Linked DNA regions of Homo sapiens: region 1 is linked to region 2. Evidence: chromatin contacts called from ENCODE Hi-C or POLR2A ChIA-PET data. All regions are on one chromosome and are shown on one strand. The core of a region is the stretch at or near the end of the contact, and the rest is flanking DNA. Distances in the headings are between cores, read along the strand shown.

Evidence for each region. A loop is a pair of places that touch in the nucleus more often than their neighbours do. ChIA-PET counts read pairs that join two places held with the same protein, here RNA polymerase II (POLR2A). Pooled maps may share reads with other maps.
Region 1: a loop to region 2 is called in a map of posterior cingulate gyrus, with 2.0 times the contacts of the local background. The contact joins the promoter of MORN4 here to the promoter of ANKRD2 in region 2. A Hi-C loop is called at or near these places in 5 of 168 maps with a recorded cell type or tissue (IMR-90, PC-9, ascending aorta and 2 more), 2 of 37 single-sample maps with no recorded cell type and 21 of 50 pooled maps. POLR2A ChIA-PET finds 5 or more read pairs at or near these places in 11 of 52 experiments (A549, HEK293, HEK293T and 7 more).

Annotation. Positions count from the first base shown.
Region 1 is chr10:97,631,733-97,636,239 of GRCh38, forward strand. MORN4 (MORN repeat containing 4) reads right to left here and starts at 1,768. Exons shown (of 5, transcript NM_178832.4): 1 at 1,615-1,768. RefSeq lists an enhancer at 2,032-2,121.
Region 2 is chr10:97,570,285-97,574,673 of GRCh38, forward strand. ANKRD2 (ankyrin repeat domain 2) reads left to right here and starts at 2,495. Exons shown (of 9, transcript NM_001346793.2): 1 at 2,495-2,591. The coding sequence starts at 2,505. It overlaps UBTD1 (ubiquitin domain containing 1), which reads left to right. Exons shown (of 3, transcript NM_024954.5): 3 at 1-922. The coding sequence ends at 239.

The DNA.
Region 1 (4,507 bases), core at 518-3,017, 61 kb after region 2:
ATACCAAGCTGGGAAACGTAGTGAGACCTCATCTCTACAAAACAATACAAAAATTTGCTGGGTGTGGTGGTGCATGCCTGTAGTCCCAGCTACTCAGGAGGCTGAGGTAGGAGGATTGCTTGAGCCCACAATTTGAGGCTGCCGGGGTGAGCAGTGACTGCACCACACCTGTACTCCAGCCTGGGCAACAGAGCCAGACCTTGTCTCAAAAAAAAGAAAAGAAAAGCAAAACAAAACAAAAGGTTGGGGCGGTGGGGGAGATCCAGTTAGAGAATACTGGGTGGAGGCAGCCACCCTAACTACCCACATGTCCCCCCAGAACCACCCTTCCCAGGGTACAATAGTCTTGTCAAATTATTTCAGTAATAAAGAAAGCAGTTCATAAGCTTTTAGAATCCTAAAGAGAAGAAAATGAAGGCTTTGATGAACAAAGATTAGCCTTGTTAGGAACCTAGAACAAAAAGTCAAATAATACTCCCCTTTTTTTTTTTTTTTTTTTTTTTTGAGACGGAGTCTTGCTCTGTCCCCCATGCTGGAGTGCAGTGGCAGGATCTTGGCTCACTGCAACCGCCGCCTCCCAGGTTCAAGCAATTCTCCTGCCTCAGCCTCCTGGGTAGTTGGGATTACAGGCACGTGCCACCATGCTTGGCTAATTTTTGTATTTTTAGTAGAGACGAGGTTTCACCATCTTGGCCAAGCTAGTTTTGAACTCCTGACTTCGTGATCCACCCGCCTCGGCCTCCCAAAGTGTTGGGATTACAGGCGTGAGCCACCGCGCCCGGCCTAAATATTTTTTTTTAAGTGTTTTAAAAGGAGCTCGAAATAACTGTTTTTCATTATAAGTCTAACCTCCTCTTTCCTCATGTGAAAAGTAAAGAAATGTATCGTTGCTATATGAAGGGTTCGTTTAGGGAAGACTGTGGGATGGTTAGATTGAAGAAAGTGGGAAGAAAATACTGGCGCCAAAAAGATTTTTTTTTTTTTTTATTTAAAGGCGATGATGACCTGGGGGTGATTGGGACTAGGGAGTAATACTGCCAGAATACTATCCTATTTCACGGGAAAGGGAATGCCAGGGCTGGACTCCGATATAGCAGTTATTCCTGCTGGTACCTAAGCAGTTCAGAGATGCTAGAATGCAGGGATACCACCCATCAACTAAATGAAGCATCCCATTCCCCAGGCTTCCATATGTGGGAGTTCTCTCCACCAGTGAGATAAAGGCGGGCTCAGGGAAAACAAAGCCCTAGACCACAACAAGGCAACACCTTCTCGCACCCCATTTTCACCTTCCAGGCGCGTTCCTTCCTGCTATCCGGGCCCGCTCTCCCGCCCGGCAGGGTCTAACGCTCACACAGGTCTGCCAATTCCCCTGATGCAACCCTCCACCCTCTGCTCGCTAACCCCAGTCCAGTCAGCTCTCCCGGGCCTCGACCCCCGCGGTGGAGACTAAAGGGTTCAGGTTTGGGTCCCCCACAGGCAACCGCCCTCAGGTCAGCGTATCCGAGGTGGAGCCGCGCCCCCGAGCCGGGTCATCTCGTGCTCCGTTCCTCAGTGCCCACCTGACCGATCACACTCTTTCCCGGCCCCCTCCCTCCTGCGCCTCCAGCCAACCTGGGGCCGGCCTTTCGGGATGACCGTCACGCCTGGACGCAGGGTTCCAGCGCCTCGGACTTTTCCTCTGATGGGCTCCCGGCTGCCACCTTGCTCTCCGCCACCTCCACCAGCGATTGCCCCACTTGACGCCGCCATCCTGGGCGACCGCACTGGGTACAATTCCCGCTGCCCATTGGCTGTTACCTAGGCAACCGGGAGCAACGCCACTCCGCATTGGCCCAGCCCGGCTCCACGCCATCTTTGTGCGGGGCCGAGTGTTTGCGAACCCGGGCTGACTATGTGAAAGAGGGGTGGTCCCACCTCTGCAACGCAGATAAAGACAGAGGATCCAGATCTGGCCTACCCAGAGGCCGTCTAGTTGAAATGGCAACCCCAAAGAAAACCAAACCTGCGCCCGAAGCAACAGTGACCATCAACGCGAGCGGCTCTGATCTTGCTCCAGTCCCCACTGCTGTCAAGGGCCCCGCCGCGGAGTTTAAGGCAGATCCTAAATCCAGCTTCAGAGAGGCAGCTTTGTAAATTGTAACGCGCTAGGCAGGATAGCCTCCAATAACTCTGTGCTAGACATTGTGATATCAAGACACTTTTGCATTCATTATAGGAATTTGTGCTGTCCTTGTCATTATCTAGATCCTTTTTGTTTAAAATATAGTACCTGGCCAGGCGCAGTGGCTCACATCTGTAATCCCAGCACTTCGGGAGGCCGCGGCTTGAGCTCAGGAGTGCGGGAGGCTTGAGCCCAAGAGTTCTAGATCAGCCTGGGCAACGCAGGGAGACTCCGTATCTACAGAAGAAAAAAATTACCCAGCCTAGTGGTGGGTGCCTGTAGTCACAGCTACTCAGGAGGCTGAGGTGGGAGGATCCCTTGAGCCCAGGAGGTTGAGGCTGCAATAAGCCATGATTCTGCCACTGTACCCCAGCCTGGGCGACCTAGCAAGACCCTGTCTCAAATAAATAAATTGCAAACCAAAAAGTATCTGAGACAGGTCTCAATCAATTTAGGAGTTTATTTTGCCAATGTTAAGGACATGCCCGTGACACAGCCTTAGAAGGTCCTAAGAATGTGTGTCCAAAATAGTCGGGACACCACTTGATTTTATACATTTTAGGGAGACGTAAGACATCAATCAATACATGTAAAATATACATTGGCTTGGTCCCGAAAGTGGGGGTGGGGGTGGCAAGTTCCAGGATGTAGGTGGATTCAAAGATGTCCTGATTGACAATTGGTTGAAAGAGTTTAAAGACCTGGAACCCACAGAAGGGAATGTCTGGGTTAAGTTAAGGAATTGTTACTAAGATATGCACGCACACACACACACACACACACACACACACACACACAAGGAATTGTGGAAATCAAGGTTTTTATTATGCAGAGAAGGCTACAGGTAGCAGGCTCCAGAGAGCATAGATTGTAAATGTTTCTTTATTTTTTTTTTTGTTTTGAGACAGGGTCTCCCTCTGTCACCCAGTCTGGAGTGCAGTAGCTGGATCACGGCTTACTGCAGCCTTGACCTCCCAGGCTCAAGTTATCCTCCCACCTCAGCCTCCTAAGTAGCTGAGACTACTGGTTCATTCCACTATGCCTGGCTTATTTTTGTATTTTTTGTAGAGATGGTGTTTTGTCATGTTGCCCAGGCTGGTATTGAACTCCTGGGCTCAAGTGATCCTCCCATCTCTGCCTCCCAAAGTGCTAGGATTACACGTGTGAGCCACCAAGGCTGGCCAGTGTTTATTATCAGATTTAGAAAGGTATCAGACTCTTAGTTAGTTCTCCCCTGGATCAGGAAAAAGACCTGGAAAGGGAAGGGGATTTTCTACAGAATGTAGATTTTCACCATAAAAGACACCTTTGCCTGCTATCATGACAGATGGGGCCTGCTATCTGTCAATGTTGGTATCATTGCTACAAAGAGTCTGCTGTGTCAACCTTAAGATCTCTGCTTTAATGTTAAATGCTGGTCCTGAATTCCAAAAGCAGGAGAAAATAATGAGGCATGTCTGACTCCCACTTCTCATCATGGCCTCAAATAGTTTTTCAGGTTAATTTAGGAATGCCCTTGGCCCAGAAGAGGAGGCCATTCATTTGATTGGGGGGCTTATAATTTTATTTCTGGTTCACTAGATAAATAAATAAATAAATAAAATATAGTGCCAAGATTGGAGCAAATCTTCCCAAATACCACTCACATCAATCTGTGTATCCATATGTTTATTTCTTAAACAATGTGAGTACAGCATGATGCTAGGTTCTGTCAGGCTTGAAAAGCCATGATTGTTACTCTTATGGCCTTTATAATTAGCTGAGTGTGGTGACAAGTGCCTGTGGTGCCAGCACTCGGGAGGTTAAGGCAAGAGAACTGCTTGAGCCTGGTTAACAGAGACCCTGTCTCAAAACATAAATAAATAAATAAATAAATAAATAAATAAATAAATAAATAAATAAAATGTAGTTTCTTGGCCAGGGGAATGACACACTACAAGCAGTATTTTATGAAAATTAATCTGACAGTGACACTCAGAGATGACCAGTGAGAGATTGGAAGCAAAGTAACAAACTCAGAAGTTATTGTAATAATGCAACTAACACATCCTGGAAGTTTCATGTAGCATCAGTGGAGATGAAAGAAAGGGGGTAAATATGAGACATATTTCATAGGGATATTTAATAAGAATCAACATAGTGTTAAGAGCATGGAAACAGTCTGCCTGGATTTGGATCCGGCTCTGCCATTTACCAGCTGAATGACCATGGGCACATTACCTTTACCTCCCTGGGTCTGGGTTTCCAACATCACAGGATACTATAAAGCTGGTTCCATGAGTTAATCCATGTAATGCATTTAAAACAATGTCTAGGCCGGGTGTGGTGGCTCATGCCTGTAAT
Region 2 (4,389 bases), core at 1,245-3,744:
TCCCGCTGAAGGTGCGCCTGTCCACGGGCAAGGACGTGAGGCTCAGCGCCAGCCTGCCCGACACAGTGGGGCAGCTCAAGAGGCAGCTGCACGCCCAGGAGGGCATCGAGCCATCGTGGCAGCGGTGGTTCTTCTCCGGGAAGCTGCTCACAGACCGCACACGGCTCCAGGAGACCAAGATCCAGAAAGATTTTGTCATCCAGGTCATCATCAACCAGCCCCCACCACCCCAGGACTGATGGGCCCACGGACCCCTGGGAAGAGGCCCCGCCTGGAGCACTAGGCCCCCACCCTGCTGCTGCCTTCCAGTGCTGTCATTTTCTTCAGGGGCCCTCCCCTCGGTGTGGCTGGTGGGTGAGCCGTGAAGGGACCCTGCCTTTCAGGGCACTACGCGCCACCAGTTCCCGGTACCCAGGGAGCAGGCAGCCACACACGGGCCTTGCAACCTTGTCAGAGAAAAGGCGAACAGGGCCCTCACCCTGCCTGTCTCCCGAAGCAGGTTCGAGCCACAAGGGCCAACCAGGAGGCCCCTGGAGCCCAGATCTGTCATCTGGTGCTGCCAGCTGTGCTCACTCTGGTTTTCTGCTCAGGGTCTGAAGCAGCTGCTGTCTCCCTCCTCTGCCCCCATCCCCTGGCTCTCCCCTGGGCACAGTGCCACTCCCTTGGAAGGGAGGGAACCACCCGTGAGCCCCAGGGCTTGGGAAGCCTGAGGCGGGCCTCTGCCTCTCCCTGCCCCCAGCACAATTGGCAGAGATGAGGCGGGTGGTGGACAGCTGGGCTGTCGTGGCAGGGTCTGCACAGGGCCATGTCCTGGCTGTAACCCAGGCAGTGGGAGGTCTGCAGCCTGGTCATGGCCTCCACAGCAGGTCCCTGTGGACAGACATATCTGCATATTTATCAATAAAGCCTTTTGCTCCTTCTCGCTTGCCTGGCATTTGACTGAATTCTCCTGCAGCTCTGTGGGGCCCCTGGAGCTGTTCTGGTATGGGAACAGGTGGATGCCTGGCCTCCCCAGCTGCTCTGGGCATGCAATCTCCAGCAGAGTGAGCCTGGAACTGCCAGTCTTCTGGGCCCTGATCCCAGCTCCCCTGGTGTCCTCATGAGTCCTCAGGAAAAGCCACTCTTTGCTTTTCTTTAAAGCAGAGCCATGCTGCCTGCCCTGCCTCCTCCATCAGTTGCTGGGAGGATTAAGCAGGAAGACAGATGTGAAAGTGCTTGCAAGGCGAAGACAGCACCTCAGGAAGGTGGTCTGCTCCTGCAGCAAGAGGGGCTAACTTCCGGCCCTGGAGACGCTGTAGCCATCGTGATGTTAAAGCAAAATCTCTGACAGATTTAGATCGTGTGTCAGAGGTTTGTGTCAGCTTCCCAGCAAGGGAACCAGAAAGGAAAAGGAACCGGTTCCTCATGCTTCCTAGGGGAATGCATGCATATCTGAAGAGAAGGGAATCTTATATAAGGCTGTTTAGCTAAGGGCAGCCACCAGCCAGGTGAGCCTTACAGAAGCACAGGGCTGGGTGTCTGCAGTTCCCTAGCAGATTAACCTGGGTCACAGTGACTCAGAGCTCCAGCATGCGAGTTCCAGGTGTGGAACTGAGCAAGTACAGATCTGCTTTTGCTCCACTTGGGAGTATTTTTCCTTCTTAGTGAGCATGGGCAGCCTCCTGGCCAGGGAAGTCTGGCACTGTCTGGGCCTGACAGGGAAACCCTGGGAGGGTAGAAGGATCCAGAGTAGCTGCTGTTCCTCGCTAGCTGGGCTTAGTGCTTTCCGGAGACCCCTTTCTTGAAGCAAGACTCTGTAAGCCCTGCAGAGGTCCCCTGAGCACTTACCAAGAGAGGAGACAGATTGGATAAGGTTTGTTCATGACTAAAAGTCACCCAGCCAAATGCAGTGATGCTTAACGGGGAAGCATGTGGGACCCCGGAGAGCCGAAGGCCAGCGTGAGCTGTGATCAGAGAGGGAGACAGCTGCCCTTCCTGCTACCACGGCCCTGGCCTGGACAAGTAGAGTGTGACCCTCCTCACAGCCAGCAGGGCCTGTCTGCAGGACAGCCTGGGAGTACAGAACTGTCCTGGGTCCCCCGTTTGGTTTTCAGGCCCTCTTCCTGGAGCTGGCTGAGCAGGGTTTCCAGGCATCCAGCAGGTGGCACTGTCATCTGGGCTGGAGCATGCAGCCAGCAGTTCCCTTTTGCAACTCAGTTGCCTTGGCTAAGGCCCAACCAGTCCCAAGTGCTCAGGACAGAGGCTGGACGGGCTCCTTCCTGCACCCCTGCTCTTGGGACACAGTGCCCTCCGGCTCTAATAGGCCAGGAGTTGGGGGGGCAACTGGCTCTGCTCCCTGGCCCTGGCTCCCCCTGCTCCCTGGGGCTGCCCGAGGTGAAGGTGACAGGTGGGGGAGGCAGGTGGAGAATTGGGCCAGTGAGCTCATGGCAAAGGCGCCCAGCTGGGCAGGGGTGGGTGCTCTGGCCTATAAAGCCCCCGAGGCCCTGTGGCCTGCAGAGGCGGTTATGGACGGCACCATGGAGGACTCCGAGGCGGTGCAGAGGGCCACAGCGCTCATCGAGCAGCGGCTGGCACAGGAGGAGGAGAATGAGGTGCGAGCAGGGGTGGAGGTGCCCAAGGGGGTCTGAGGAGATCCAGTTCTGCTGTCAAGGGGAGGGAGATCCTGTCTGCTACACCTGTGGTGGGGAGGGGGGCAGATGTCCCCAGGGGCCCAGTTGGGCCTCATTCCTGTCCCAGGGTATTACTGGCAGGGGGTATTGCTGGCAGCAGAAGACTGAGGCTTCAGCCTTCAAAATTAAGTCAGTGAGATGGGGAGCTGGGCTGGGCTTCCTAAGACTGCTCACCCTCCTGGGCCTTGAGAGACAGTGGGCTGTACAAAGCAGACAGCTGGGTGCTGCCTGGGACTTTCAGGAATGTGTGGCCCTGTGATGCCCCAGTGACTGAGTGGGAGGCTGGGGCAGGGGAAACTCCAGTATTTGGCCAGTGAAGAAGAGAGTGAGGAAGGGATGCTGGGAAATGAAGCATGGATTTTGCCAGCCTGCTGGCCACCCTTGGGGAGTCCTTTGGCGTGTGGTGTTCTGGGCAATTGCATTTTCTCTGGGATAAGGAAGTGGAGCGGTGGCAGGGGGTGCTGGCTTGTCCTATTCTGCATTTTTTTTTTTGAGACGGGGTCTCCCTCTGTTGCCCAGGCTGGAGTGCAATGCATGATCTTGACTCACTGCAACCTCCGCCTCCTGGGTTCAAGCGATTCTCCTGCCTCAGCCTCCCGAGTAGCTGGGATTACAGGCATGCACCACCATGCCTGGCTAATTTTTGTATTTTTAGTAGAGATGGGGTTTCACTCTGTTGGTCAGGCTGGTCTCAAACTCCTGGCCTCAGATGATCCACCCACCTTGGCCTCCCAAAGTACTGGGATTACAGGTATGAGCCACCATGCCCGGCCCCTACTCTTCACTTTATTTAAACTAATACTTCATCTAGTGTTGGCTCTGCCAAGAGCCCAGAGCTGTAGAAATGGGTGGACCAATAAGGGTCAGACCCTGCCTTCTTTTTACCAACCCAGGATTCATTTTAGCCCATTTGTTGGTTTCATAGTCAACTAAGAAACAAGGCAAAGGGAAGAAATGACTAAATAGAGGTGTGAATCAGAAGTGGAGGAACACAAGGGGCTCATGAATTGTTCTGAGGGCCTTCAAGGACTCCTCTGTGGACAGGGCCAGGTGCAGTGGCTCAAGCCTGTAATCCCAGCATTTTGAGATCTGAGATCCGAGGTGGGCAGATCACTTGAAGTCAAGAGTTCGAGACTCACCTGGCCAACATGGTGAAATCCTGTCTCTACTAAAAATACAATTAGCCAGGAATGGTGTCAGGCACCTGTAATCCCAGCTACTCAGGAGGCTGAGGCAGGAGAATTGCTTGAACCTGGGAGGCGGAGGTTGCAGTAAGCCGAGATCGCACCACTGCACTTCAGCCTGGGTGACAGAGGGAGACTCCGTCTCAAAAAAAAAAAAAAGGGGACTCCTCTGTGGACAGGAGGATACCTGAGCTGGGCCTTCAAGGGGACTCAGTGGAGTCCAGGATGGTGGAGGGTATTCCAGCCTCAGGAAATGCAGGAGCTGAAGTTTCCATGAGTGAAAGCGTGGCTGTCTTGATAAAGTCTGGTAGTAGGGGCTAAGGCTGGAAAGACACAAGCCAGAGAGGGCCATGTAAAAGATATTTATTCTGTGGGCAGTGAGGAGCCACTAAATGTTATTGAGTGAGGGAGATTGGTGTCATCTGACCTATTTTAGGAAAGCAGCTCTGATGGCCCTGAGAAGGACTTGTTGGAAAAGGCTGGCCCTAGCAGGAATGGAGGGGAGGAGATAAATCAGGTTGGAGGTAGATGCCATT